Linked DNA regions of Homo sapiens: region 2 is linked to region 1. Evidence: read pairs that join two places in POLR2A ChIA-PET (ENCODE). Cell type or tissue: OCI-LY7. All regions are shown on one strand. Region 1 overlaps DOCK8 (dedicator of cytokinesis 8). Region 2 has its middle 17 kb from the start of DMRT3.

Region 1 (2,500 bases):
GAGCACTTGGTACTATGCACATTCTCAATAACGACAAAGCGATTAATAATAAACATTGCTTCCTAAGATTTTTGTAGCTGCCTTTTAAACATTTGATTTATTCCATTTTATATATGTTTTAGCTTTTATTCTGAAACAATTTTAAACTTACAGAAAAGGTGCAAGAATAGTACAAAGAACTACTGTATACCCTTTAACGAAGCTTATCAATACTTGACATTTTGCTACATTTGTTTTATCATTCTATGAACATAAAAACATTTTTTTCTGAACCATTTGAGAATGGGTTGCAAATATCATGCCCATTTACCCCATAACACTTCAAGGTGTATTTCCTAAGAGCAAAAATATTATCTTTCATATCTACATTTTTCTTTTAGATGGAGTCTCACTCTGTCACCCAGGCTGGAGTGCTGTGGTACCATCTCGGCTCACTGCAACCTCCGCCTCCTGGGCTCAAGCGATTCTTCCACCTCAGCCTCCCGAGAAGCTGGGATTACAGGTACGTGCCACTACACCCGGCTAATTTTCCATATTTTTAGTAGAGACGGGGTTTCAACATGTTGGCCAGGCTGGTCTCGAATGCCTGACCTCAAGTGATCTGACCACCCTTGCCTCCCAAAGTGCTGGGATTACAGGTGTGAGCCACTGCACCCAGCCTGATATGATCATTTAAACCACAGTCCATATTGCAATTTCTTTTTTTTTTTTTTTTTGAGACAGAGTCTCACTCTGTCACCCAGGCTGGAGTGCTGTGGCACCATCTCGGCTCACTGCAACCTCTGTCTCCCAGGTTCAAGCAGTTCTCTTGCTTCTGCCTCCCAGTTGCTGGGATTACAGATATGCACAACCATGCTCAGCTAATTTTTATATTTTTAGTAGAGACAGGGTCTCACCATGTCACCATGTTGGCCAGGCAGGTCTCGAACCCCTGGCCTCATGTGTGTAATTTGTTTATAACAATTTTCCAGCCCCACATCAGGGTCCAGTCCAGTATAACATACTGCGTTTAACTGTCATTACAGTTATATTTTAATTATTGTTTTAAAATGATGCTTATTTTTCTCTGATTATGAAAGTAATATATGTTCCAGGTAAACAATTTAGAAAATAAAGAGTAAAATACAGTTACCTTCTGTGGTTTTACTAAAAGGGCTGCAATTTCCGAGGTGACCACATTAACAATAGTAGTTATGTCATCCATGAAACGGTCAGAAAAACGAGTCCTCCGAAAACTGTCCCGTTTGTCCATGTTATGTACGTGCTGGGCCATGCTTTTCACCTGCGGAGGGGGATGGAGGAAATGTCAACATGGAGATTGGTGACCTGCTTGTACAATGCAGAAAAGGGGGAAAGACTCACAGAAATGCTCTCTAACAATGGATTTTCTGACACTTTATCTGTGCTGGTGGTGCCCGAGCAAGCTCTGGACTAAAATGCTGCAGACACACCAATGGTTACCATGGTGGCGGGAGGTGGGAAGGGTGTCCTCTTTTTGACCCCAAGTCAGAGGCTCCCTTCTTGCTGCTGACAAAGCCAGGAGCTTAATTCTTTAGCTACAGTGTTCTCAACTGCCTACATCCTGGAAGGCAGACCTGAGCTGGGCTCCTGTAACCAGCTAGGTGTCCTCTATCATAGGACAGAACACATGACTCAGAAAGGAACAGTTTATCACAAGGTTCTTGATGCGAACTAAAGTCTTTTCTGTTCCTGAAACTACAGTAAGGAGAACGTGGGAGAAATGTTCCTCCTATCTTGAGTTTCAGTGTTTCTCGAGGGAGCACAGTTTTTCCAGAAACAGTTCTATAGTTTCCAGCAGTTATCTTCTGCTCCTATAAATTTTAGCTATATTATATATTGAGCAGGAAATGTTGGCCAGCTGGAAACAGAACCACTATTTAGAACATTGCCTCCAGGGAAAACATTACCTCTAGGGGAAATTTTGAGTTCCATAAGTCTAATTTTTAGTTACATAATGCAGACAGTCACCAAATGACACAAAAATATCTATATACAGATTATCTATCTATATCTAGTATCTCTATATAGATATCTTTGTGTCAATACAAGTCACCAATTGACACAAACTGGTGTATACTGTGGTTACATATATAATGCAAACAATTCGTCAACTGACAGAAAGATATTTATATACAGATATATCTATATGGATATACATACATATACATATCGTATCTATATATAGATATCCTTGTGTCAATTGGTGACTGTCTGCATTATGACTAGAATAATACTATCTCAATGCCTACCACAATTTTAAATCAAGATCATGCTTATTTTTTGGACATCTTCTTGGGGCCAGGAGATTCACAGGTCAATATGGGCCCCCTTGTCACCATCTGAGGGTGAGTCTTATCCTTGTTGGAAGTTGCTTACACTATTAGGAACATGGGGAAGACTAGAAGGTCTTGTGGTTGGGTCCCTACACTCTGAAAACGTTTTCATGTATGCGTCTAGATTAGTCAGACAGCCACTGCAA
Region 2 (2,500 bases), 600 kb before region 1:
GGGAGTTGAGTCCCTAAAGAGCAAGTGTGGTAATACAGGACTGCTACACCTCACACCTCCTTCTCTAGTCCTGTTTCTTTTTATACATTTGAAATGTTCTTCGGCTCTTAGGAGCCTGTTGACCAACTTAACAGCCTGGACCAGTGGTCCAGAATCACTGCCCCTTTTCTCTGGTGCCTGATGCCTCCCCAGGTTGCCCTACCGTTAATTTCAACCATATCCATGTACCTAACAAATGTCTTGCTTCTCAATTCATCTATAAAATTACTTCCTCCCACCCCCATCATCAAGAATGTTGCTATTTCTTAAAGCTCAAATCTCGAGGGCAAAACCTATTCCCAGATGTCACTAGTAAACTGAAAATCATGGGACAGCCGGAAGGATCAGCAGTGCCAAAAATTCTGGCCCTCCCCTTGGGGGAAAGAATAGCACATTTAAGCTCTTATCAGGTCCTTCACCAACCAAATTTCCAGAAACAAGCAAGTCTGATCCCAAATGTATACTCAACCTAATAATTGACATTGATGCCAACATTGTTTGAACTAGATCTAGGGTATGTACTAGGACTGTTTACATGTTGATGTTTACCCTTGCCCTAGAAAAGTAGGTGGGAATGGGGGAGAAAGGACTTAATATCTCAGCATAAAAGTTTATGGCCTTCAGCCCTTTTACGTGGTGTAGATCTAAAAAGAAAACCCAAGGATGTGATGAAGAGGAAGTTCATTCTCACATCTTAGTGAGTGTACAAATTACCTGGAGAGGACAATAAAAATGTACTGCTTAGGCTACCAGGGATTCTGACTCAACAACTCAGGCCCAGGAATCTACCCTAGAAATTAAGCATCTGGGTACATGGACCACACTTTGACACAAATGCTCTAGAACACAACGAACCAACCCACACTCTCAGCATCTTAGACAAAGCATTTACACCAACACTAGGAGTTGGCAGATCCACCAGAAGGGAGGAGAGGCATTGTGGTTTAATGTGGATTAACTTCCTCTAAGACCGGATTGACACAAGTCAAACATCAGTTGATGGAAACTGAAAGTGTACAGCCTAGCCCGGCCCCCAGATGTTGCCTGTGTGACAGAAGGAATTAAAACAGAAGTTGGTTTTTCTCTTCTTCCAGATGTTCAGTTTCATGTGAAAGAATAACTGAGTACCTGTGGGCAGATGAGTATTCATTTCCCTTGAATTCTACGTGCTGCAACAGGATGGTCTCTGAGAGCTGAGTTAGAATCCAAGAGGTTTGCCTCTTTAACCAGAGGGGGCTCATAAATTGGGACTCGGAGTAAAACTGAATGCTGGGAGGACAGAGGATCTTAACACCCAGTTTCTCATTTCTGACCCCTGACCACACTTACCCCACTGAAGCAAACATTTCTTTCTTCAGAATTTTTTTTTTTTTTTTTTTTTTTTTTTAGAAGAAGTCTCATTCTGTTGCCCAGACTGGAGTGCAGTGGCGCAACCTCGGCTCACTGCAACCTCCACCTCCCGGATTCAAGCGATTTTCCTGCCTCAGCCTCCTGAGTAGCTGGGCCTACAGGCACCCTCCACCATGCCTGGCTAATTTTTGTACTTTTAGTAGAGACGGGGTTTCACCATGTTGGCCAAGCTGGTCTCAAACTCCTGATCTCAGGTGATCCACCTACCTCGGCCTCCCAAAATGCTGGGATTACAGGCATGAGCCACCACACCAAGCCTCTTTTTTCAGATTATATTGAGGATCAAACATACCTGCACTAGCCCACAAATAAATTGCTTTACAGATAATTCCATTTTGCTGGCCATCATAGAGAGGCCAATGATAATTATTTATAGGCAAAATCAAGCTGTAAGGATGCCGTTATCAGTGAGGTTTTGTTCAATTTGGGTGGTTCAACCTGAAGATGTAATATCTGAGGACAGGCTTTTTAGCATCTTGGCTTAGGTGCTGTGGTACATTATCATTATTGCTTGTTAAATGTGGGTAAACTTTTGCAATGAAGATGCCTTTAAAATACATTTGTCCTAGATAGGTCCAGACATCAGCACTTCATTGCCACATAAAATGTCCTGGACATGTCTTTAGAATCAGGGGGCAAACTGCTCTCCCTTCTACTCCCTTTCTTCCTTATATAAACATTAATGTTTAAATATAACCCTAACAAGAAGCCATATTTCCCTTTTTTTTTTTTTTTTTTTGAGACAAGGTCTGGCTCTATGGCCCAGGCTAGAGTACAGTGGTACAATCTCTGTCCACTGCAACTTTTGCTTCCCCAGCTCAAGCCATCCTCCCACCTCAGCCTCCCAAGTAGCTGGGACTACAGGTACATGCCACCACACCTGGCTAATTTTTGTATTTTTTGTAGAGACAAAAATACAAAAGCTGGTCTCAAACTCATGAGTTCAAGCGATCTGCCTGCCTCGGCCTCCCAAAGTGCTGGGATTATAAGCATGAGCCACCATGCCTGGCCCGTATTTAAACACTCTAGTATGTAACTATGTCAATTAAAT

What was found. ChIA-PET counts read pairs that join two places held together with the same protein. Peaks named below come from ENCODE experiments on the same cell type or tissue, not always from the same donor. Only the 100,000 strongest peaks of a DNase experiment are listed, where the experiment ranks them.
Region 2: POLR2A ChIA-PET joins it to region 1 with 12 read pairs; 3 of 35 experiments call an interaction of 5 or more read pairs at or near these places.

What each region holds. Positions count from the first base shown.
Region 1 is chr9:395,567-398,066 of GRCh38, reverse strand. DOCK8 (dedicator of cytokinesis 8) reads right to left here. Exons shown (of 48, transcript NM_203447.4): 25 at 1,133-1,282. Among named protein-coding and RNA genes, the nearest start is that of DOCK8-AS2, 73 kb to the left of the region's middle. In OCI-LY7, no CTCF peak of the experiment used is centred here; no DNase peak of the experiment used is centred here.
Region 2 is chr9:992,761-995,260 of GRCh38, reverse strand. No RefSeq gene overlaps it. Among named protein-coding and RNA genes, the nearest start is that of DMRT3, 17 kb to the right of the region's middle. In OCI-LY7, no CTCF peak of the experiment used is centred here; a DNase peak (open chromatin) is centred at 1,050.